Regions from separate parts of the Homo sapiens genome. Here region 1 is linked to region 2. The links are chromatin loops, found by intact Hi-C in ENCODE. Cell type or tissue: IMR-90. All regions are shown on one strand. Links, peaks and the distances in the headings refer to the core of each region. The heading gives the core; the rest is flanking DNA. Region 1 overlaps BEND2 (BEN domain containing 2). Region 2 has its middle 130 kb from the start of NHS.

Evidence for each region. Hi-C counts contacts between places; a loop is a spot of excess contacts. Peaks named below come from ENCODE experiments on the same cell type or tissue, not always from the same donor. Only the 100,000 strongest peaks of a DNase experiment are listed, where the experiment ranks them.
Region 1: it touches region 2 in a loop (16-fold over the local background); 2 of 110 quality-filtered maps call a loop at or near these places.

Annotation. Positions count from the first base shown.
Region 1 is chrX:18,204,563-18,213,719 of GRCh38, reverse strand. It overlaps BEND2 (BEN domain containing 2), which reads left to right. Exons shown (of 14, transcript NM_153346.5): 4 at 1,040-1,155. Among named protein-coding and RNA genes, the nearest start is that of BEND2, 12 kb to the left of the region's middle. In IMR-90, for the core only: a CTCF peak has its summit at 3,033; no DNase peak of the experiment used is centred there.
Region 2 is chrX:17,234,242-17,251,645 of GRCh38, reverse strand. No RefSeq gene overlaps it. Among named protein-coding and RNA genes, the nearest start is that of NHS, 130 kb to the left of the region's middle. In IMR-90, for the core only: a CTCF peak has its summit at 8,970 (motif pointing left); no DNase peak of the experiment used is centred there; H3K27me3 peaks cover 625 bases.

The DNA of each region.
Region 1 (9,157 bases), core at 4-8,003, 970 kb before region 2:
GGCTGGTCTCCAACTCTTGAGCTCAAGTGATCCTCCTGCCTCAGCCTCCTAAAATGTTGAGATTACAGGTGTGAGCCACCGGGTCTAGCCTGGAGGGATTTTATAACTTGATATTTCTATATAACATTAGTCTGCATTTATCTAACTTGAGAGTTAGTTCTCCCATTTTCTTTATCCCCTTTTGATTTCTCTCTTTTGGGTCCTTGGTCATTAGGATCTCCACTATAGAATGAAAGGAAACAGGAAAGAGATGAAACTTGAATCCCTTAATTGTGCCTCTCATTACTGCCCTGGCTCAGGAAGGTTTAAGTGAAGTAGCTCTTTCATTAAAGTGTCACTCCCAGTAACTGTGATGCAGGCTTTTAAAGCAAATCTCTAGTACAAGATACAATCCAATACTGTTGCAGCCAATGTCTTCTTCTAGTTCCGTAGTTAGGTGACTCAGAGCCATAACCAGATCTTCCTAATTCTAGATTGTTTGGCTTACATTTCACATCCATTTATTTAGGATTAATATAAAATTTAATAAGGCAATCCTAACTTGAAAGCTGAAATGGACCTTAGAGATCATCTCAACTGATGTTAACCTGGCAGATGAGGAGGTGGTGTCTCTAGTGGTCTGCCCAGCTCACATAGCAGTGGGGGTCCGATCTAGAATAGATTCCTGGCTTACATTTTGGACACAATGCCATCTCCTTAGTCAAGGGCCTTTTGGGGGCTCCTTTACAAAAGCAGTTAGCCCTTGCGTTCTCTTGTTCATTTGTTTCCAGCATTTACTATGTAGGCTTTAAGTTATTAAGCAGTCACTTCACAGTTTGTAATTGTGTTTGATTTGATTCTTATTCCTAGTCATAAGTAATATAGCCCTTCAGTTTTAAAATAGTTACTCTAAATTGGTCATGGAAGAATTCTTGTTTTGTCACTCTAAAATTCAACCCAAAGTCCAATTCAATTTGAGTTAGCATTCTGAGAGCATATCCGTATTAAGGTTATTAAGAGAGTAGTGTATGAAATAACTTTTTAATGCATTGCTTCACAGTAGCCCATGGTGACCAAATAGTTTCACAGATAAACCACCCAGTACATTTAAGAAGATACAGTTACAACTCAGAGGAAGTGGATTTTCCAAAAAGAGGAAGATTCTATACTCCAGAGGTAGATATTATGGTTTGTTTATTAAAGTGAAAATCTCTCTTTGTTCTTTTCATTCTGCTGTATTTCTTTTTAAAAAATGGAGTTGAATTTCATGCAGTAAAATGCACAAATCAGTGAGTTTTGATAAATGTGTATACTTACACCCCATGAAGATAATGAACATTTTGGCTGGGCGCAGTGGCTCATGCCTGTAATCCCAGCACTTTGGGAGGCCAAGGCGGGTAGATCACCTGAGGTCAGGAGTTTGAGACCAGCCTGGCCAACGTGGTGAAACCCCATCTCTTCTAAAAATAAAAAAAAAAATTAGCTTGGCGTGGTGGTGCATGCCTGCAATCCTAGCTACTCGGGAGGCTGAGGCAGGAGAATCGCTTGAACCCCGGAGGCGGAGGTTGCAGTGAGCCGAGATTGCGCCACTGCACTCCAGCCTGGGTGACAGAACAATACTCTGTCTCAAAAAAAAAAAAAAAAAAAAGACAGTAATAAACATTTTCATCACCCTAGAAAGTGGCCTGGGACCTCTTCCCAGTAAGTCCCCATCTCCCTTAACTTTGGGGGAAATATATTTTGATTTTTTTTTCCATCCTAGATGAGTTTTGCCTGTTCTAGAACTTCACATAAATAGAACTGTACAGTATGTACTGTTTTGGGTCATAGTCTTTTTTCCTGAGAAGAATGTTTTGGAGATTTGTTTCATAGTATTAATATTTCATTCCTGTTCATTGCTGAGTGGTATTCTGTCATATGAATACTCATAATTTGCTTACCCATTTTTTTTTTTTTCTGAGATGGAGTCTTGCTCTGTCATCCAGGCTGGAGTGCAATGGCACGATCTCGGCTCACCGCAACCTCCACCTCCCGGGTTCAAGCGATTCTCCTACCTCAGCCTCCTGAGTAGTTGGAATTACAGGAGCCCGCCACCACATTCGGCTAATTTTTGGATTTTTAGTAGAGACAGTGTTTCACCATGTTGGCCAGGATGATGTCAAACTCCTGACCTCAGGTGATCTGCCTGCCTCGGCTTCCCAAAGTCCTGGGATTACAGGCGTGAGCCACCGCATCCGGCCTGTCCATTCTTTTGATGGACATTTGGGTTGTTTGCAGTTTTGGGCTATTAGGAGTAAAGTGACTATGAACATGCTTATGGCAGTCTCTTTGTGAACCTATGTTTGCATTTAATTTGGGTAAATACCTGAGAGTGGAAGTTTTAGGTAATGGGGTAGGTGAAAGTTTATGAGAAATTGCCAGTTTTTCTAAGTGGTCATACTGTTTTACATTACCACTATATTCTCCTGTGCTTTTTGACCTCTGAAGTTGAATAAAATAGATTATTAAACTATATATAATTTGGCTTAACAGAAAATGTATTTGTTTACTTACATGAGGATGTGGATATCAGTGCCACATAAGTAGTGTAGGCAATTCTTAACTTCTATCAGCCTCAATATTTTCATTTTTGGGGATAATGCTAATTATCTGCCCAGTGTCATGGTTTTGTACATAATTATCTGAAAGCACTTTGGAAAGCATGAAGCACTATACAAGGGTAAGATGGTAATATTTTGTTTACAATTATTAATATCTATTATAATTTGATATAATTTTGCCATCTAATAAGTTTGTAATGCTGGGCTAATTCGATTAATTTTTTATCATGTATTTTGAAACAAAGAAGTAGGTAACTCCTTGGTATGTTTATATTAAAATTATTTTTATGGCCCACAATTCATCTTTAGAATAATTATACAGAAATATAATGGTTATTTACTGTCTGTTTACTTATTTATACCCTGCCTTACTCCAAAAAATATTTTAAGATGATTTACAGATTAATTTATCAAGAAAAATAGATGGTTAAGTGTTTCTTGTCTTGTCCACAGAGTGTCACTGTTGGTTTATTTGAAAATCAAAAGCCATTTAAGATTTGGTTCTTTGTTCATGGTTAGAAATACTTGCTTTTAAAGCAGTTCTGGTGCTAGAAGACTCGTTTATCTACCACGAAGTATATAAATGGTTAAGCTTGATGAAAATGGTGTCTTAAGTGTAGCTGGGTTAATGAGAACACAATTCTGCAAATATATCTTTTCCTGTAGTTGTAGGATTTGTGATGGGCAAAGGTCCTTTGATATCACAAATAGGCCTTAGGTGCTTCTTGAAAATGAAATGGAAGTTCTGAACTTTTCTTTCTTTCATATGTTCTTTTGGTTTATTAATAATTTTTCCTTAGACAATAACATGAATACTTGATTGTGAAGAAGGTGGAAGTATCATTAATGAATGTATACCAGACTTTGAATCTTTATATAATATTAAATGCTCATTGCCAAATATATTCCAAGAAAGCAATTTGAATTCTTTTTCAGTCTTCATATATACTACAGAATTACTCTGAACTCAGGCTGAAGGAAATATCTCTCTCTCCTGAATCTGTATGCTTCTTTTCATTAGACAATGAGCTCTGAAGCATTTTGTTTCCTTCTTTTCCTTATCTAGTAGGAAATTCACAGCATTTTTGTACCCAGTTTCATTAGCTTTTCTAATTTTTAAAAGAATTATAGATTTACAGAAGAGTTGCAAAAATATTTCAGGGAATTCTCATATATATGCTTGACACAGCTTCCCTTAATGTTAACTTACATGTATAACTTAAAATTATGGTAATTGTAATAATCACAGCACAGTTATCAGAACCAGGAAATGAACATTGGTGTAGTACTATTAGCTAAACTGTGGTCCTTGTTTGAATTTTGCCATTCCTACCCAATCCCATGTCCTTTTTCTGTTCCAGGATAAAATCTAGTATCCCACATTGAATTTAGTTGTGTCTCCTTAGCCTCTTCTAGTCTGTGACAGCTCCTTATTCTTTCCTTGTCTTTCATGACTTTGACACTATTGATGACCACTGCTCAGTTATTTTATAAAATGTCTCGATCTTGGTGTGTCTGATACTTTCTCTTGAATAGATCGAGATTATGCATTTTTGGCAAGAGAGTAACACATGAGTGATGTTATCTCCTCATTGAATCATATTGGGGGATAGGTGGTGTTGATATTTTTTTTATTGGTGATGTTAACATTGATCACTTGGTTAACATGATGTTTTCCAGATTTTTCCACAGTAAAGTTACTATTTTTCCCCATTGCCCACGATAAAGATTTTGGGTGGCAGGGGATTTTGAGACTCTGCTAATATCCTGTTTCTCTTCAACTCACCAAGACAAGTTAGTATCCATGCATGGATTTTACCTGCAGCAGCCATTATTGTGGTGTGTGCCTTATGTTGATTCTCTGTCTCCCTCATTCCTTCTGGATTTATTAATTGGAATGCATTTGCAAGGGAGAGCTGTCCTTTATCTCCTATTTATTTATTCAATTATGTATATTCATATTAATATTGACTCATGGACATTTATTGCATTGTATGAGTTATAATCCAGTATTGTAATTATTTCTTCATTGATCAAATTTTCCAGCTTTGGCTATTGGGAGCTCCTTCAGTTGATTCCCATGGCCTTTTGACTTGTCCCTGCCTTTTTTGTATACTCACTTGTTTTCTGACATCACAAGATAGTCTAGGCTCATCTGTACTTTCCCTGTCTTAGCTCTGGAATTAAACTGTTCTCTAAGGAGCCCCGGTTCCTTTAGTTGGAGACTGGTATTTAGAAACCGAGATCTGGACACTAGGTGTGTTCATTGCTCCTCTTGTGTCATTGATCCTAGGCCTTCTCAGTGGACAGAACTAGGAAATAAATGTAGGTATCCCAATCCATGCACACACATACATCTATATTTCAGTCTCGCTATATATTAAAACTATATGTTCATACTGATATTCAGTAGCTTTTCTTAAACCTAGGTTCTTATATAATAACTTCTTTGCCTACCTCCTTTATTAATCAGCTCTTTTATTCTCATATTCTCTTTTTCTTGGCTTTATAAGACTTCTGAAATCCTCTGGAACATAGGGGAGAAACAAAAAGAATTTAAAAATATAAATATTTAAACTGTTCTTTTTATAGTGCTTACTTTGGCTCCTAGTGATATTAAGACATTGACTACTTATTTTTTATATATATATATTTGAGATGGAATCTCGCTCTATCACCCAGGCTGGAGTGCAGTGGCGCAATCTTGGCTCACTGCAACCTCCTACTCCTGGATTCAAGCCTCAGCCTGCCTCAGCCTCCCGAGTAGCTGGGACTACAGGCACGTGCCACCACGCCCGGCTAATTTTTTGTATTTTTAGTAGAGACAAGGTTTCGCCGTGTTAGCCAGGATGATCTCAATCTTCTGACCTTGTGATCCACCCGCCCCGGCCTCCCAAAGTGCTGGGATTATATGTGTGAGCCACTGCACCTGGCCTATTTTTTAGAATGTTAATAGAACAATGAAGTTTCTTGTGATGAAAATGATAGAAACCATCTTTCTGGATTCCAACACTGTTGTAAAGTATGAAGTTCTGTCTCTCAAATGTAGTTTTCTGAAATACTGAGCCAAAAAAATTTTTAATCACATTTAATACCATTGTACTATTTTTTTTTTTTTTCTGAGACAGAATTTCGCTCTTATTGCCCAGGCTGGAGTGCAGTGGTGTGATCTCAGCTCACTGCAACCTCTGCCTCCCGGGCTTAAGCGATTCTCCTGCCTCAGCCTCCCGAGTAGCTGGGATTACAGGCGTGCGCCACCACACCCGGCTACTTTTTGTATTTTTAGTAGAGACAGGGTTTCGCCATGTTGGCCAGGCTGGCCTCGAACTCCTGACCTCAGGTGATCTGCCCACCTCGGCCTCCCAAAGTGCTGGGCTTACAGGCGTGAGCCACTGTGCCTGACCACCATTGTACTGTTAATAGAAATTTTGCTGTGTCAAGTTCTGTATGATTATCATCTCATTGTGATACATTTTTCAAAAAATTTCTAGTTAGAACAGTATCCCAAGGTGAAAAATTTGAAGTAAAAATAATTTCTATAGCCCCTTTTTTTTTCACAAAAAAGCCCATAACTGATCAAATGTAGTTAAGCCTCTTTCATCTAGATTGTTTCACATTTAATTTCTCCAAAATAATCCTTAAAGGAAATTGGCTGATTTGGATGAAATTTAGTATGTGCTTGAATGTGTATCAAGATGTCTCAATGGAAACAAAATGGCAGCCCATCAAGGTTTTGTAAAGAACCATACCTTAGGTGGTTTTGAGGGGGTGTTGTAAGAATCACCATGTTGGTAAAGATGTGATTACCGGGGATTTTCTGAGTTCTAAGCCAGAGGTAATGAAGGTTTATTAAAAAAAATGTTTCTTACCGTATATAATGTTTCTTGAATGGAATGAGCTAAAATATTTTGGAAAGTAAAATTGTTTGGGCGTTTATCATGATCATGGGGGAGAACAGAAGCGGAGTGCTTCCAAGGGACACATGCAGTCTTGGGGGGAAGTGGGTGCAGAGGCGAGCTGGGAAGGGAGGGAGCAGGTTCTCCCTAGCCTACCTCCCCCTGCACTGCTAGGCCAGGGTCCCCCTCAGCAAGCCTGCACACTGGGGTGGGAGGCAGCATCTGTGGGGGGAGGTGCCTAGGGCCATGGTCAGCCTGAAATGGCCCCAATGGCTCCTCTCCATTGCTCCTAAGGGGCTGGCTTTTTCCTTCCCTGCCCGTTCTAGATCACAGGGGTGGCGCTGCAGCTTGCCTTGTTCTTTCATACCAGTTCCCTCTTGAGTCCACCTCCGTCCTGCTTAGCTGGGAGCAGAGGAGGACGCCCTCAGTTGGCAGTCCCCGGCCTACCTCAGCCCTCTAGTCCTGCCTCTTCACTCCTGGAGACAGTGGAGCGCCTAGGGCAGTCCTCTCCTCCAACTCCTCATATCTGTCCCCACAGCCAACCAACTGCCCCCATCCCCGCCCTTCTTCTGACCCCTTCCCGACTATTCTAGTGGCCTGGGCTGACATCCTTGCTGCTTTCTGCATCTAGTCCCCTCCCCGAACTCAGAGCTGCCCCCAATCGGGCGTCCCTCTGTCTCTCCTCTGGCTCTAGCTCCTGACCCTCCTTCCCCTCTACGTGTTCTCCCACAGCTTGGAGAAGCCACTTCTCTTGCCTCCCATCCCTCCTTTGCTGTCATCCTCACTCTCTCCTTCCCATGACAGCCTCGCTCCTGGAATGTCATTGATACTCGCTGTCTCCACATCTGGCTTCCTGTTTTTCTCTGGGTATTTTTGAACCTGCTGTTTCTTCTATCCTGTAAACCCTTCCATGCATCCTCACCTGGTGAGCTCCTTCTCATGTTTTAATTCTCACCTCAGACCTCACCTCCTCTGAAAAGCTCTCCATGACTGCCAGCCTGGGTTAGGCCCACTCTTCTGTGCATGCTTAGCCTCCTGTTCCTGCCTGTGTCATGGCGCTGGTAATAACAATAGTAACATGAAGAGACCACTGAGCACTGTTGGACTGGGCATAGTGTAGTGTTGTTACCGTTAGTAGTAACCTAATACTATGGCAAGGTTCTTGTCCTCAAGAGAACCCTGAGAGAGATTTTCATCCCGATTCCCTACATGAGGACATTGAAGCACAGAGAGGTTAAGTAACTTGCTCAGGGTCACACAGCCAATAAGTGGCTGGACTCTAGTATTTGACCCCAACCATGTTCCCCTAGAGCCTGCACTGTTTACCTCAGTGCCATAGCCCAGTGGTTCTCACTGGGAGCATCAGAATCACCTGGAGGGCTTGTGAAAACATAGACCACTGCTCCTACTCTCAGAGTTTCCGACTCCAGAGGTCTGGGGTACGGCCTGAAATTTGGCATTTCTAATTTCTTGCAGGTGTTGTTGATACTGCCAGTTTGTGGACCACTTTGCAAACCACTGTTCCAGGCTGCTAATCACTTTGTCTATTGGAATCCTCTCTTTACTTGTCTCTCTCCCAGCTGAGATGGCAGTTCCTCTAGGACAGGAGCTTTTTTTTTTTTTTTTTTTTTTTTTTTTTGAGACAGGGTCTCATTCCATTGCCCAGGCTGGAGTGCAGTGGCACAATCATGGCTCACTGTAGCCTCAACTTCTCAGGCTCAGGTGATTCTCCCACCTCAGGCTCCCAAGTATCTGGGACTACAGGTGCATGCCACCATGCCTGGCTACATTTTTGTATTTTTTTTTTCTAGAGACGGAGTTTTTGTTGTTGTTGTTGTTTTTTGTTAGAGATGGAGTCCTGCTGTATTGCTCAGGCTGGTCTCGAACTTCTGAGCTCAAGTGATCCGCCTGCCTCGGCCTCCCAAAGTGCTGGGATTACAGGCATGAGCCACCGTGCCTGGCTAGGAGCTTTCTTTCAGTCCATGTTTCCAACACATAGCAAAGTAGTTCTGCCAGGTGGAAGGCCGTCAATAAAGGTTTAGTTGAATGAATGAATGAGGAAATGTTTCTGGCCCTTTGTTTAAGCGTATTTTTTTTTTGCCCAAAGTTTCTGTGTATTTCAAGAAGAATTCTCAGATTTTTATCAGTCATATATGCTTGATTGGCACGTAGGGGATGTGTACTCAATGGTTTTGTAAGATTAGTTGTTGACTGCATGATTTTAAAATGTTTGAAGCCAAAAGTCACATCTGTTATATTTGGCTCAATGTTCTTTCTGGAGTGGAACACTCACTGTCTGTATATAATATAGACTTCATATTTGTACATATATGAACATATATGTTACATATGAACATTATAAAGTGAGTATTTGGTCTTTTAGCAGATTTGAGGATTTCTTTCCTAAAATAGCACCTTCCTTGATGTGCAGCGTCTTCATCATCAATGTGCTGGTGTAGAGGCATTGTGGCGCTTTCATTTGCTGGCATTAGAGCATCCTCAGTGCCTGCACGGGGTAGAGCAGCAGAGGGGATGTTGGGGCTCCTGAGCTCAGCCTCTTGGCTCTGTGTCACCTACAGCCAGGCCTCGAATAGGAGCAAGACATTTCTGATGGCTTGAGAACTTTTGTTGTGTCTAGCAGTTAACATTTGACTTAATGGCATTTTCACATATGTTATTTTT
Region 2 (17,404 bases), core at 5,084-13,083:
GTGTTAGAAGGAACCAAATCTTGTCCCCAGTACACCTTGGGAGGCAGAGATGGAGTTTTTAATGCAGTTCAGTTCCAAATATGAACAGCTAATCAGAGATGTTGCAAAAGAATTTGTAATTGAGAAATTAAATTGAATGATGTAAAAGATAGCTGTGGGGTATCAAATTTGTCTTGTATTCACTATGTGTAAGGAGTGGATAAAATGTTGAAGCGGGGCCACTGCTCATCTTGGATTCTCTTCAGGAGTGGTATTTAAGGATGAACCGAAAGTATAAAGTCAGCTGAAAAAGAAAAACATGATTGTGTAGTTCCCATCAGCTGATGGCAGTGTGCATGTACCAATGAATAGCCCCTCCTTGATTCCTACCTCTCACCTCCTGACTTCGCAGGCAAGGTCGTAGATTTCCTGCCTTCATACTTTCCTACCTTCTCTCCAACTGTATTTCTCTAGCTATTTGGCTTTTAATTAACTGTTCTCATTGTAACTGATCCTGAGATTTTCGTATAGTCTTTTATTCTAATACTTTGCAAAACAAGTCTCTGGAACAGACAAGTTCAATGATTTGCCCAAGGTCACATATCTTGTAAGTAACAGAAACAGGTGTCTAGGACAATGGGTTCAGTGCTTTCTCTGCCAACTATGCCCGTCTACCATCAGAAAAATGTTACAGATTGCTAATTGGATGGTACAACTCAATACTAGAAATGGTTAACAAGTAGAAATGTCATAAAAATGCGTAGGTGAGGACAATCTGTAAGTACGGCAAGAGAGGAAAATAATTGCTGAAAGCTGGGACAGAGACCAAACTATCAACAAAAGGAAAAAAATAAATAATGACTTGATTATCTGGATAGGCAGTCAATGAAAGGAGGAAATTGAGAGGTGCCAACCTCAACTGCTGTTAGATCATGAATCTAAGATGGTAGGGCAGAGTTAAATGCTGAGATAAATACAGAATTTTGTAAGGGAAAGCCTTCACTTATTATGCACCCCCAAGTGATTACAAGCAAGAAAAGAATTCTGATTATTTTCAGCAAAGGGGGAATTAATTAGCTGGCTATCAGGAGCTAACAGAATCAATGAGAAGCTGGAGGACAATGCTTGGACAACCAGCAGGACCCAAGTGTGCTCCTGAAGTAGTAGAAACCTCAGCCAAAGCTCAATTGCCCATAAGCACCATATTTTCCTCAAGTTTCTCTTACCACTGTTAGATGTCTGATTCTTAACTTTCCCTGCATCTTTGTGTCCCTTATTTGAGACTCAGTATCCCAGGAGCAAGTGTCTAATTGCCTATTTAATGTAGGCTGAACCAGGGAGCAGCTGAACCAGGCTGGACCCCCTCAGCTTCTGTAATGAGAGCATGAGCAGGTGGCCGAGATGGCTATGGCCCTCCTACTGAGACCACGCACAATGGAGGTGTATCAGTTAGGGCAATGCTAACTGCAGCAACAAACGAACCCCAAAGTTTAACAGCTTAACACAGTGAAAGTGCATTCCTCAGTCATGTAACTGTATAACACACACGAGTATTTCTGGTTGGTGGTCAACCTTCCACATGAGTATTCACTACCCAGATTGCTTTCATATTGTGGCTCCACCCTCCTCTTGGGCTTTAGAGTCCTTTGTGTTCAACTGGAGAATGAACAAAGACAATGAATGTACACTCACTGCTTAAGTTTCTTGACCCAGATGTGATATATATCACTATTGCTACCGTTCCACTGGGGAGAACAAGTCTCTGGCCTCAACTACATGTAAGGAGACTTAGGAAATGTAATTCCTAGTAAGCAGCTGCTTACATCAATAATTCTACACTCTGTGGCCAGGTGTGGTGGCTCATGCCTATAATCCCAGCACTTTGGGAGGCCAAGGCAGGTGGATCACGAGGTCAGGAGTTAGAGACCAGCCTTGCCAAGATGGTGAAACCCCGTCTCTATTAAAAATACAAAAATTAGCTGGGCATGGTGGCGGGCACCTATAATCCCAGCTACTCAGGAGGCTGAGGCAGGAGAATTGCTTCAACCTGGGAGGCGGAGGTTGCAGTGAGCTGAGATCGCGCCACTACACTCTAGCCTGGGTGACAGAGGAAGACTCTGTCTCTAAATAAATAAATAAATGAATAAATAAATAAATCTATACTCTGGAAGTTCAAATCTTCAGTGGACAAAGAATTGTCTCTGTTACAGGAAACTTCCTACAAAGGGAAATGGAGGCAGGAAGGGAGTAGGTCAGACGTGTAACTGCCAAAATCCAACACATGATTGTAACAAAATGGATTTCCAGACACTTGTAAGGAAGCCTATGTTTTAATTTAAATGAAGTTAGCTGTAAGTCCTTTACCAGAGTTTATGAGTCTCAGAGTTGGATGTACCCTGAGAGGCCTGCCTACTTGCCCAGGGTAGAATAACCCTCCAGCAGTTCTGATAACAAGGCAATATTCAACCTGTATTCCTCAACCTCTTCAGGATCCATGTATCAGTTAGGATGTTTCAAACTAGAAATAATGGAAACTCCAACTCAAAATGAAATCGAAGGGTAGAAGAGCCTTCAGGCTCAGGATGATCAGCAGCTTAATGGACAGGTCCTTTTCATCTCTCTGCTCTGCCATCCTCAGTGCTGGTTTCATCCTAAAGCTGGTTTCCCTCTTGGCCACAAGATGGCTGTCAGTGACAGTTAAGACTAATGAGTTCTGATGAATGTCCAGCAGGAAAGGGGGAAACCCTCTCTCCTAACCATGAAATACAAGACCTTCCTTTAAGTCTGATTGGGTTGGCTTAGGGTATGTACCAACCTTTGGACCAGCAAGAGCCACTAAGAGAATGCCATGTGCTGAATGGCTTGGACTAATCAGGATCCATCCCTAGAACTGGGCATAGAGTTCCCTCTCCCATAATCACATGAGGACAATACTTCAACAAAATTGGGTTTCTGTAGTCAGAGAAGAAGGGGTAAATGGATGCTGAATGGTTAATCAACAGAAGAAGGCTTTAAGAAAGGCCAGTTCACTTTGGGGAAGTGCTAATTATTGGAAAGTTCTTTTCTTTTTTTTTTTTTTTTTTTATCTGAGATGGAGTCTCACTCCGTTGTCTAGGCTGGAGTGCAGTGGTGCAATCTCAGCTCACTACAATCTCCGCCTCCCGGGTTCAAGCGATTCTCCTGCCTCAGCCTCCAGAGTAGCTGGGACTATAGGGATGCGCCACCACGCCCGGCTAATGTTTTTGTATTTTTGGTAGAGTGGGGGTTTCACCATGTTGGTCAGGCTGGTGCGAACTCTTGACCTCCAATGATCCTCCCGCCTTGGTCTCCCAAAGTGCTGAGATTACAGGCATGAGCCACCGCGCCCAGCTGGAAAGTTCTTTATATTGAGCCCAAATCTTGCTCCTAGCACTGCTCTCTGGAACGCCTCAGCGTAACGCTAAACCCTCTTCCTTGTGACATACTTCTAAAACTTTAAAGATAGATATTATACGCCCTTATTATTCTACCCCAAAGTTTTCTTTAGGCTGAAGCCCCTTTCTTTTATACTCCCCAGTAGATCATTTCCCACTTCCTTATCACTCTTGTCTTTCATTTATGTGCATGTTTGACCAAATCCCGCCTACAGAATAGCAAAACTGCACCCTCCTTTGCTCTTCCTACAATCCCTCTATTAATACAGCTAATGACTATATATTTAATTAAATAATGAAACAGATAAACCACAATATCTCAACACCTTAATAAAGGTTTATTTCTCTCTCACATAAACTTCTGATTGTCAAGCAGCTCTACTCCAAGCAGTGACTCAGTGACTCAGGCTTCTTCCATCTTGTGGCTCTGTTATATCCAACACACAACTTCCCAAGTCACCTGTTTTATTTGTATCAAGATAGAAAGGGAGAGCCAGGTGAGGTGGTTCATGCCTGTAATCCCAGCACTTTGGGAAGCCAAGGCGGGTGGATCACTTGAGGCCAGGAGTTCAAGACCAGCCTGGCCAATATGGTGAAACCCCGTCTCTACTAAAAATACAAAAATTAGTCGGGGGTGGTAGTGTGCACCTGTAATCACAGCTACTTTGGAGGCTTAGGCAGGAGAATCGCTTGAACTCGGGAGGTGGAGATTGCAGTGAGCCAAGATTGTGCCACCGCACTCCAGCCTGGGTGACAGAGCAAGACTCTGTCTCAACAACAACAACAAAGATAAAAAGGGAAAAAATATACAGGAGCATGTGTGGACAATATTTATGGACCAGATCTGGAAATAGAAGACCTCACTTCTGCTCACATTCTGTTGGCCAGAACTCAGTCACATGGCCACATCCAACTGCTAGGGAGGCTGGGAAATGTAGTCCAACTACTTCTGCCACTGGGCAGATATTTAGCCATTGGGCACCTGCATTTCATTGTTGGCTTCTTGAGATTGTCTGAACCCTCTTAGCTTTTACTTTTATGGGCTGCTGCTAAGCTGGCCTCCCCATTCTGTAATTATAGAGTTTCTCTTTTGAACCTCAAGGCAGGGCTGCTCACTTAACCCATTCACTGCCCATTTGGGTTTCTCATTGTGCCTGCTGCTTCTACCACTTTTCTTCCTTTCTTTCTATTATTATTATTACTATTATTCTTATTTGAGACAGAGTCTCACTCTGTCACCCAGGCTGGAATGCAGTGGCGTGATCACAGCTTACTGCAGCCTCGACCTCCCAGGCTCAGGTGATTCTCCTGCCTCAGCCTCCCAAGTTCCCTTTAGGAAGATCCCTTTGGCTGTCATATAACTGAGACCTACCTGGAGAAGAGCAATTTTTAACTGAGTGTAATCAAGTTTGCATAAAGTCAAGCAAAGCAATGGTGCTGACCTAGTTCAAGGACAGCAAGGGCTCAAGAGAGTTACTAATTAATAAAAATTACATGTTAACATAGTCACTTTCTATAATTTTTTGCCACTTTTTTTTCTGGATTTGCAAGTTGATTTTCAGATCTTCAGTTGGTTTATTCTTTTGTGTCTTAAGTGCCACGTGAAAACAAGAGGAAAAATCATATAGCTGGCTCTGCTCTGCATTGCTGGGAATTTTGAAAATGAACTTGAAGTCTACGTTGCTTTCATCGCATTTTGGGGCTTTGTGGGCCAGAGCATTTGCTCTGTGTATCTACTTTCAACCCATAATGCAAGACATGTAATTAGTGGTGCCTCCGCCTCTCCCTGGCAAGCTCAATCAGGCAAAGCCCATCCAAATATACTCCACAGACTCCTCTTCCATGGCAAACCAGGGCAGATGTTTCTTACTCCAAGGCACCATTTTCTTTCTTTTTCCTTTCTTTCCTTTCTCATTTATGTATTTTTTGAGACAGGGTCCCACTCTGTCACCCAGGCTGGAGTGCAGTGGCACGATCTTGGCTCACTGCAGCCTCAACCTCCTGGACTCCAGTGATCCTCCTACCTCAGCCGCCCCACCCCCCAGGTAGCTGGGATTACAGGCATGCACCACCATGCCCAGCAAATTTTTGCATTTTTTATAGAGATGGGGTTTCACCATATTGCCCAGGCTGGTCTCAAGCTCCTGAGCTCAGGCAATCCACCCACCTTGGCCTCCCAAAGTGCTGGGATTACAGGGGTGAGCCATCGCACCCAGCCTAAAGCACCATTTTCAACCATTTCTTCTGCCAAAGAATAGTCATTTAGATGTCACTAAATGGTACTTGCCCTGGAGCAGCTCTCATTAATTAATAGGGTTATTAAATTCTGGACATAGAGTTGTATATGGCTAGAATTCCATTACAATAAAACCTCAAAGGGGTTAGTACCATATAGATCAAAAAATATCTTGAAAGACATTTTTGACCCTCTCCCTCTCCCTCTCCCTCTCCCTCTCTTTCCACGGTCTCCCTCTGATGCCGAGTGGAAGCAGGACTGTACTGCCGCCATCTCTGCTCACTGCAACCTCCCTGCCTGATTCTCCTGCCTCAACCTGCCGAGTGCCTGCGATTGCAGGTGCGCGCTGCCACGCCTGACTGGTTTTCGTATTTTTTTGGTGGGGACGGGGTTTCACTGTGTTGGCCGGGCTGGTCTCCAGCTCCTAACCGGGAGTGATCTGCCAGCCTCGGCCTCCCGAGGTGCCGGGATTGCAGATGGAGTCTCATTCACTCAGTGCTCAATGTTGCCCAGGCTGGAGTGCAGTGGCGTGATCTTGGCTCGCTACAACCTCCACCTCCCAGCCGCCTGCCTTGGCTTCCCAAAGTGCTGAGATTGCAGCCTCTGCCCGGCCCGCCACCCTGTCTGGGAAGTGAGGAGCGTCTCTGCCTGGCTGCCCATCGTCTGGGATGTGAGGAGCCCCTCTGCCCGGCTGCGCAGTCTGGGAAGTGAGGAGCGCCTCTTCCCAGTCGCCATCCCATCTAGGAAGTGAGGAGCGTCTCTGCCCGGCCACCGATCGTCTGAGATGTGGGGAGCGCCTCTGCCCCGCCGCCCCGTCTGGGATGTGAGGAGCGCCTCTGCCTGGCAGCGACCCCGTCTGGGAAGTGAGGAGCGTCTCTGCCCGGCCACCCATCGTCTGAGATGTGGGGAGCACCTCTGCCCCGCCGCCCCGTCTGGGATGTGAGGAGCGCCTCTGCCCGGCCGCGACCCCGTCTGGGAGGTGAGGAGCGTCTCTGCCCGGCCGCCCCATCTGAGAAGTGAGGAGCCCCTCCGACCTGCAGCCGCCCCGTCCGGGAGGGAGGTGGGGGGTCAGCCCCCGCCCGGCCAGCCGCCCCGTCCGGGAGGGAGGTGGGGGGCGCCTCCGCCCGGCCGCCGCCCCGTCTGGGAGGTGGGGGGCGCCTCTGCCCGGCCGCCCCTTCTGGGAAGTGAGGAGCCCCTCTGCCCGGCGGCCACCCCGTGTGGGAGGTGTACCCAACAGCTCATTGAGAACGGGCCATGATGACGATGGCGGTTTTGTCGAATAGAAAAGGGGGAAATGTGGGGAAAAGATAGAGAAATCAGATTGTTGCTGTGTCTGTGTGGAAAGAGGTAGACATAGGAGACTCCATTTTGTTCTATACTGGGAAAAATTCTTCTGCCTTGGGATGCTGTTGATCTTTGACCTTACCCCCAACCCGGTGCTCTCTGAAACATGTGCTGTGTCCACTCAGGGTTAAATGGATTAAGGGCGGTGTAAGATGTGCTTTGTTAAACAGATGCTTGAAGGCAGCATGCTCCTTAAGAGTCATCACCACTCCCTAATCTCAAGTACACAGGGACACAAACACTGTGGAAGGCCCCAGGGTCCTCTGCCTAGGAAAACCAGAGACCTTTGTTCACTTGTTTATCTGCTGACCTTCCCTCCACTATTGTCCTATGACCCTGCCAAATCCCCCTCTGCGAGAAACACCCAAGAATGATCAATAAAAAAAAAAAAAGAAAGAAAGACATTTTTGAAAAGGCAGAGTGTAGCTCAACCTCGTGCGTAGCATCACAATTTTTTTAGAGCTAAGAAATCCATAGACTCATGCACACATGCAAGGATTTACTAAGCATCTACTATGTGCCAGGCACTATAGTGGGTGATAGAGATGAAGATGAATCCCTGTTTAGAGAAGCTTCTAGGCCAATGGGGAAGACAGACATTAGTTGGCAATTTGATATAACAATATAATAGGTTATATAAAATGCAGTGTAAAGATATTAGACCTGAATGAGGTCTTATGGATTTTCAAATCCAGTCTTTCTCAACCTTTTAGAACCAATACCTTCCTTTATGTAAAAATGAAAATCTCTAGGTCACCTTCAGGAAACCAGGAGATGTGAAACTAGAGTTGCCCTCTGTGGATCTTGGCCAGCTCAGAAGATCTGTTCCTACTTTACTTTTTTGTAGCTTAAAAAAAAATCTTAGTGTTTTCTAAATATTGAAATGCCATTTTAAAAATTCCTCTCTCCTATCCTCCCAACATCTACTATCCCAATTAGGAATAGCTCACCTAAGCCAAGCGCCCCATTTTGAAAGTCCAGAGAGGGAAAGACCAAAGCTCAAGGGTCCTAGTACCTGCAGTGTTGTTTGGGTTAACAATGATGTGGGATGATAAAATAAATAGCAAGACTGGTTTAAAGAATAGTTTAGCCCTTGCTTCTCAAAATATGGTCCATGGACCAGCAGCATCACCATCATCTGGGAGCTTGTTATAAAGGCAGAATCTTAGTCACCACCCAAATCTATAGAATCAGAATCCACAACCTAACAGGATCTTCAGGTAATTTGCATATACCCTAAATTCTGAAAAGCACTGCTGTAGCAGTCATTGTTGATGCCCCCAACCCATATCTCATCTTCCCACCTAATTCATCAGCAGGTGTGGTAGACAGTTTCTAACATGCCAATAGCTTCCTGCCTTAAATGCCTGCATCTTAACTCCTTGCATGTATGGTGAAGTTAATACCCCAGGGTAAACCTTCACCCAAGGAGGGATGGAAGCCAGTGGATAAAGGTCCGTCCTTCCCACTCTTTAACCGGAGAGTTGATGAATCCTCAGCTAGTATGATTTGTCCAGTGATACAAACATCTTACCAAAAGGAATAACAAATAATCCTGTAAGGTTTTTGCCCCAAAACTGACCACAGGATCACACTGACCCTTTCCAAGTTCTACTTTGTTTGTGTGATTGTTTGGGTTTTCCTTGGCTCTTTGCCATTCCCCCACCATCTCCCATGACTTGGGATTACCCCAGGCATGGGAAAATGGCACCCAGTAATTTTTTGTAAACAGACTCCACCTGCTTCTCTCATACAGGTTCCCCATGTTGCTTTGGGAATTCATCCAACAGTCTCTACCTTTCAAAGCCGTAAATCAGACAATGATCTGACTGAGGCTGGAATTTCAGGGCACCACTTTCTTTATTTGGGTTGTTTTTAATCATAGGCTTGCCCTTCTTATGTCACACTGGCCATGGTCCCTCAGAGTCTCTAATTATTTTACTTACTCTAAGAGACATGCCGTCCATGGATAATGAATGTTGATATTCTGCCACCTAGTGGAGGAACTGGGACTGCAGAGATGGAGCTTAACCGCTGAAAACAAGGAATCAATAATAACCATGTTCTTATTTGAATGCTTATTATGTACAGACCACTCTACACATAGGAGCTCTTTCCATCCTCACAGCAACTCTGTGATGACGGCGTGATTTGAATTTCATAGGCTTAAGAAAATTAAGCAACTTGGTAATAGTGACATAGGGATGGGACAAAAACCAATGAATAAGTGCGTTAATGAGTGGGTTAGAGCTCTGGGCAACAGAGGCTCAATTCTGCTGGGGATCCTTTGAGAAATCAAAATTTTTTGGAATAAAAAAACCTTCAGAATCATCTCACTGGAATATGGAGAGGCTGCAGCATGTATCCACTGACTCCCATTCCTCATTGGTTGAGAGTTCCCCCAGGGGTGTTAACCCACCCAGTGATTCTGAATTGTACCTACTTGTGGCTGAGCAGTCTCCAGTGATGTCAGTGAATGCCCTTAGGAAAGAAACAGAGACATTTAAGTTCTGGAGGTGGGGAGCTGCCAGAACAACGGAAATTTAGGAAGTGATGGAATAAGATTCTAATCTAGATCTGTCTGACTCCAAAATCCATCTTCTAACCCATCCATCAAACTGCCTCAATGGTCAACCATGTATGATATATTTCACTGGTCACATTCTTGCCTGGAAAGCTCTTCCATGTAGTCCAAGCTATAGGCAATGGTCTGTCAGACCCTGAGTTCTCATCTTAGTTCTGGTTCAGATTGTAATTTGAAATCAGGGTCCATGTTCTTCTATGGGTCCTCTGATACACTGTGGGTGACTACGGTCTTTGGTCTGTCTCATCTCACCATGCTTACAAGCAGACATGTTGCCTCGGCTTCTTGAACTTTGGCCTGAAAATGCCTGATAGATGTAAATCCTAAAGCAACCAGCTGCTGCCTAGAACAGGTTGTGGACATGTGGCACAGCAGTCCCACAGTTCTTAGCTTCATCCAGGCCCTCCAGTCTTTGCTTTAGCGTCTTGTTCAATATCACCAAGATACAAATTGTTATTAGGGAAAGAGAATGGGCTTTTGCCAGACAGACCTGGATTTCAATCTGAGCTCTGCCACTTACCAACTGAATGAGCTTGAGAAGGTCCCTTGACCTGCCTGAGTCTGTTACCTTACCTATCCATTGGAGCTGATAATACCTACTACCCTTAGGGTTGTTGTGGTAACTGGGTATAAGGCAGATCATGAGAAAAGGCTTCAGATGCAACTAGTTTATTTGGGAGGTGCAGAGTAGACTGGTAGGGAAGTGGGAGAAGCGAAGTAGAGAAGGGAGACAGCCCATAAAGAGGGCATTGGTAAGCTGGCTACCACAGTGGGCAACTGATTTCATCCTGCAGGAAAACTCTGGGAAACAGCGTCAAACCCTCTAAATCAGAATTATCTCAAACAAGAGTTGAGGGAACTGGGGTATTTACATCCCAATTCCTAAGAGTTATTAGTTGAGGGCTACGCCAGGAGGGTGTTAATTCCTCAACCTTCACACTGTCTAGCAGGTAGGAGGGGGCAGCAATGAGCCCTGAGGCATGCAGGCTCCATCACCTGCAGTTGGAAGTGGGCCAAAGCATTCTGAAAGGACCATGGGATGCAAGCAGAGCAGCTCAGCACCTACTTTAAGTAACCAGCACATGCCAAGCACAGATGAGCAGCTCAATATTTTGGCCTCATCTTATTGCCCCTCCCTGCATCCCACTCCCCTTCAAAGTCTTTCTTTTGCCATCTTGCTGAGTATGTGTGATGCACTTGCCATTCTCCTCCTCTGTAATCATGCTCCTATTTAATCCTTATGCCTCATTCTTACTCTATTTTCTGCACTACATTCACCTCCTGCCACCAACTTATATTAGTGCCCTCTTCGGCACACTGTGTTTTGCTCAACTCCCTCATCCTTGAGCTGTTATTCTTTATTTTCCCCTTTATGTTGACCATTGGCTTCTTTCCCAACTGTTCGGGAATCAGCCTTTGTGATATTTCAGAAGTCACTTCTCCCCATGACTTATGTTAGCAAAAGCTTTTCCTTCTCTCTTGTTCCATAAAAGATCAGGTTGCCCATTCAAAATGAGCACTAAGTTAAACAGCACTGTGACAGACACTGTGGATTGTCCAGCCAATGACCATTCTATCCTCTTCTTTTTGCCAAGAACACACTGATTTTTGTTTACCCTTCAAGTAGAAGCCATGTCCTTCAGGGGAGGCCACACCTCTCCCCAGAACCAGGGAGGAAATACTTTTTGGTCAAAGCCAATCAGGGTGTTAGCCTTTCCCTTGCAAATGACTAGTTTCTTTTTTTTGTTTGTTTTTATTTTCACTTTTATTTATTTATTTTTTTTGAGACGGAGTTTCATGCTTGTCACCCACGCTGGAGTGCAATGGCACGATCGTGGCTCACTGCAACCTCCCGCCTCCCAGGTTCAAGCAATTCTTCTGCCTCAGCCTCCCAAGTAGCTGAGATTACAGGCATGTGCCACCACGCCCAACTAATTTTTTGTATTTTTTAGTAGAGACGGGGTTTCACCATGCTGGCCAGGCTGGTCTCGACCTCCTGACCTCAGGTGATCCACCTGCCTCAGCCTCCCAAAGTGCTGGGATTACAGGCGTGAGCCACCGCGTCTGGCCAGACAAATGACTAGTTTAGATATTGTTATGTTAGACAATTCTGAGACCTAGAGAATGCCAATGGAGGTCTCTGGGAAGGTTTCCCTTGCTCATGAAAAAGGTTTCTTTTTTTCTTCTGCCTCTGGAAATTGTCACCTGTGTGTAACACCCAGAATTGCCACAGTCCTCTTGGAACCAAGAGGGAAATCAAAGAGAAGATCTGAGAAGTGGAATTAGAGCCACTATGTCATTGAGCCACTAACTCTGCCCTAGAGCCTGCTTATCTAATTGTTTAAGCCCATTTTAGTTGGGTCACCTGTTACTTGCAACCAAAAGCATCCTTAAATGATATAATAAAGCCCTTAGACTTTGGAACTTAGTTTTTTTAAAAAAATGCTTATGAAAGAATGGCTTAAACCAATAGCCAATCTACCCACAAATGTTCTTAATGGCTTATATATTTTCACTTGCCTTGGCCACATTCTCTGGCATTGGTACATGATGTATGTAATGTCTGTAAGAATCAGCCTGAACAGGCACAGAAATAGATCTAAAGGAGCCCATCTGGACTTTAATCAATGCAATTCCTGAAAAGTCAAGTGGAAACTAAATTTTTCCTAATTGAAGAGCAAGCTAACCAAACTAATGTTTTTGGAAGTGTTCTAGATAAACCTGAGGCAATGTAGTTTATGAATCAATTTCCTTTCAATAAGCAAGACTATGGCAAATCCTTTTGGATTCAGAGGAATTCTTTTATAAAAGTATATATTCCCCCTCTGATGAAAAGTTCCTTAAATTGGAGTTTGGCTTCAGGGAGTCTGTGAATCCTATGAAATTATAAGCAATATTCTGTGTCTATGCATAAATGTGAATTTCTCTGAGAAGCAGGTACTAAGCTTTCATCGGATCCTGAAAGGAGTTTGTGACTACCTTCCCATCTCCAGAAAAAAAAAAAATGAGTTAAGAGCCACTGCTAATGTAGTTGTTTTCAGAGCCTGGATTTTCTTAAAGAAGCAATCTGACAGAGGGCTAACGTATTTTGAAGAACCAGTGTTCATATCCAATTTGTGAATTCTGAGATATTTCACCAGATGTCTCTATTTTCATGAGGGCCTTAGGCTGTATGGGGGAAAAAAATATGTGACAGGGACTTTGAAATTAGTTGTCACGTCCTGCATTCTCAGGAGGTGTGGTAGATTGTTAGAGTAGTAGCCCTCAATTTTTTCATACCTCTCTGTATCCAGCCTTTGGATAGTCCCCTCTCATACTGACCCTGAGCTTGGTCATGTGATTTGCTCTGGCCAAAGGAACAATAGTAGTTGTGACAGAAGCAGAGACTTGAAAAATGTATATTAGAGATTTCCTTCAATTACTTCTAAAGCCCCTGCCACCAACTCCATATGCAGAAGCCTGGGCTAGCCTGATAGATGATGAGAAACATATGATGCAGTTTCCCCCATTATCCTAGCTTATAGCCAGTCAATCTCAGAAGCAGAACCATGTTTCTGGGTGGCAGCTGACTGTAGGTACATGAGTAATTCCAACTGAGGCAACAGTAGACCCACCCAGCTGAGCCTACCCCAAATTGCCAACTCTGTAAGCTAAGTAATAGCTTGTTGTTTCAAGCCACTAAGTTTTAGGGTGACTTGTTATGCACCATAAGCTAACTGATACAGGAGGGAAGAGAATGGCTATTCTTTTCAAACGCTGATGTCAGTTGCAGCCATGCATGGCGAGGATGGAGGAAAGCTGTAATATGATAGATGTAATAGCTCCAGACCATAAGGAGGCTCATGGAAGCCCCTGAGGTAGTAGTTAGCAAGCCAGGCTGAGCAGAATGAGTGGCTAATGAACAGAGGGGAAATAGGATCCCTACACTGGGTCCTCACTGCCCCTGGCCTAGGCTACCTGGGCCCAGAAAGAGAAGGCCTACTGGGCTCCTCCTTTCAGCCACTCTACACTCACCAAAGGAGGACCTGAGAGATGGAAACTCAACAATGTTTTTAAAGGGTTATTTGGGCCCTTGTTTTTTCTCATGCTTGACATAATTTGGCAAAATAGTTATAAGAGATTAAGTAGGAAAAGAACAAGAGTTGAAAGTCAGAGAAGAAGAAAGGGAGTCAAAGAGTGAAGGAAAGAAAAAGATATGAGAGAAAAGAGATGTCAAATATCACCCAGAGATCTGTTCTTGATCATAAAGAACAAGAAGGAAAACATACTATTATTCATTTTCAGGTACTTACATGCCCATTAACCCATTTAACCTTCCTAACTATCTTGGGGAAACTGAGGCCCAGCTTTAGTTGTGGCTGTTCATGATGGGAATGGCAGGGAATCTATAATATATGGGTTGCTCTAAGAGTACATAGCCCCAAAGTGGCAGAAGCAGGACTTTGACCAGTACTTGCTTCACTAAGAAAAGAAAGAAGCCTTGATGTGGATAATAATAGTAGACAACACTTTTTGGGTTCTTACCATGTGCAATACACTATTCTAAGTGCTTTATGTGATTAACTCATTTGATACTCAGAACAGCCAGGTACGATAATTATCGTCTCCACCTTACAGATAAGAAGACAAAGATACAGACAGGCTAAGCAACTTGCCCAAGATTACTCAGCTAGTAAGCAGGGAAGCAAGAATGTGAATGCAGGTGGCCTGGCTTCAGAGCCTGCACTTTTAGCAACTACCCCATAATGCCTACCAAAATGCTTCCAGATTCCAACCCCATTACTGCTGCTTCCTCCCTGAGGGCTCCTATATTAGTCCGTTCCCACGCGGCTATAAAGAACTACCTGAGACTGGGTAATTTATGAAGGAAAGAGGTTTAATTGACTCACAGTTCCTCAGGCTGTACAGGAAGCATAGCTGGGAAGCTTCAGAAAACTTATAATCATGGCAGAAAGTGAAGGGAAAGCAAGCATGTTTTACCACGGCAGAGCAGGAGAGAAAGAGAAGGAGGAAGTGCTACACACTTTTAAACAATCAGGCCTGGTGAGAACTCACTCACTATCATGAGAACAGCAAGGGGGAAATCCACTCCCATGATCCAGTCATCTCCTACCAGGTCCCTCCCCCAACACTGGTAATTACAATGGACACGAGATTGGGGTGGGAACACAGAGCCAAACCATATCAGCTCCCAAATGGCATAGGGATGGGCCCATGCTACCAGGACAGGCCTGACCACAGTGTAAAGACCTGTAAAGATAGGAATATCCACAAGGGAATCCAGTTAAACTTCCTGCATTTAGGCAGAAGCAGTAAGCCCATTGAAAAGGCCTGGTTGCCTTATGCTCTTTCCAGAGCCAAGCATACCTCTGGAGAATAGATGCATGGAGCATGGGGTCTGAAGAACAGCTGAATACATGGAGCCCCATTGGAAAGAACTAGACATGGTTTCTTCTAATTTTACTAGCTGGGCCATTGGAAGCTGGGAAGAGAATTCGCTAGGAGCTGTTTGAAGAAAGAATAAGAGATTGTATGGGGGAAATGAGGGCATAGAGATGAGACTGGATAGACAGGTGGAAGGGAGCCAAAAAGGGGAGGTGTCCCCCCAGGGTGTTTTTTACTACTGACTGCATAGCTTAGACATTTATTTGAAGTCCACTGGGGTCCACAAGTGTATCCTGGGTGTACCCAACGTGAGTCCGGAACTTGATTCCCTGGAAGTTTCTCATTGTTTAGACCTTCAATAATAATCCCAGGAGGAGAAGGAGTAGAAGACTAGAAAGTCAAATTTAATTCATAAATCTGTTCAGTTTTTGAAATTTCTCAAAAGAAAATTGCCTTTGTCTCCCAGTTTCTACCAGCCTTACTCTTTTCTGATTTTCTTCTCAGTCACTAACACATTTAAGGCACTTCAAGGCAAGACACATCAGTTAATAGTTTAGCATGAGGATTCATTAAGAAGAAAAAGAAGAAAGGAGGAGGAGAAGAAAGAAATAAAAAAGGAAAGAAGAAAGAAAAGTCTTTGATGTTGATGGCAATGCCCATGTTTGTGATATAAATCACTTGGAATAAGGAGACTGTGGCTTTGGCAATATGGGGAAGTCTTTTTATTTATTCATTTTTTGCAAGAAATATCTAGATTTCTTTGTCCTTCAAGGGGTTTCAGGATCAAATCATGTACCCCATTCCATCTATAACAGAAGAAAAGGAATGTGAAGTCCTTGATTTCTCTCCTCTGTGGTTTGAAGCATTTCTAGGAAGAATGTTAACACTCTGGAGGACCCTGAAGTGTGTATTTAAGTTTCTCAGATGGAAGTTAAAGGTAAGGAAAGAACACAAGGTTTCCAAAGGGAGAATCCCAGAAGAAGTAACCATGGAAACTGATCCAAGGTCTTCAGAGTAGTGTCACATTGAGCTAAGAGACAACAAGTCCCATTAGTGGGAAACAAACCTCTAAAGCACAGAAGCTGAGCAAAACAGAAATGAATGGAAAATATATGAAGCAATTTTTAATAACCAGGTGACTAAGACTCAGCAAGTGGCAAAAATCAAGGCAGCAAAAACCATCTCCTTCTATAAATGAAAGATGCAAACGTAAGTATGCTTTTAGCAGCCCTTCTTCCTGTAAACTATTGTAATCACATCCATAACCCTAGGCTCTTTGAGGATGCCAGCACCAGATTTCAAGAACTGATTCATTCTTATACATGTATGCATCAGTTCACTCTTTCATTCAACAGCTGTTATGAAGTATCTGAAGACACATTTATTCATTCATTCAATATTTATTTAGTCCCTACTATGTGCCAGATACTCTACTAGGTACTAGAGATATTGCAGTGAATCAGACAGCAATATTAGTTGACTTTACAGAGCTTGCCATCTAACTTATACTGTGCTCAGAAATATGGAGGATTCAGAGAAGCAAAAAACTGAGTTCCCCAACCTCAAGGAATTCACGTTTTCCTTAGGAGGATAAAGTACAGGCATCCCAAGAACTAAATACGCCTACAAGAACTATGTCAAAATTCCAGGCAAGAATATAAGCAATGTCACAAGGTAATATATTTCCATGTTCCCATTCTATCACTGTCCAAGCTCATTACCAACCTTGTTTCTGGCTATTGAACACATTGCAAAGTTCTTTTGTGAGGGGAATCCTTAATGAGGTGAGTGTCTTAAAATAAATTCACTCAATGCCTGCCTACATTTCATTCATTCCTTAGCCTATATCTCCAAGTACAAATATGGGTTTAGGTGAATTTCAAAATCCACTTGATGGCATGGTGGGGTGAGAAGAAATATATTGTGAGTCTAGTTACTTTGAGGGCATGTATGACTGGCCCACTTTGAAACATGTCTCTGATCCAGTTCTCAGCCTCTAGGAATCTTTGCTCTCACCTTTGGAGTTGGGCCAGTACTGAACAACTCTGCAGAATTAAAGTGACAGGGAGAATGGAACCAAGTTGGAAAACACTCTGCAGGATATTATCCAGGAGAACTTCCCCAATCTAGCAAGGCAGGCCAACATTCACATTCAGGAAATACAGAGAACGCCACAAAGATACTCCTTGAGAAGAGCAACCCCAAGACACATAATTGTCAGATTCACCAAAGTGGAAATGAAGGAAAAAATGTTAAGGGCAGCCAGAGAGAAAGGTCGGGTTACCCACAAAGGGAAGACCATCAGACTAACAGCTGATCTCTCAGCAGAAACTCTACAAGCCAGAAGAAAGTGGGGACCAATATTCAACATTCTTAAAGAAAAGAATTTTCAACCCAGAATCTCATATCCAGCCAAACTAAGCTTCATAAGTAAAGGAGAAATAAAATACTTTACAGAGAAGC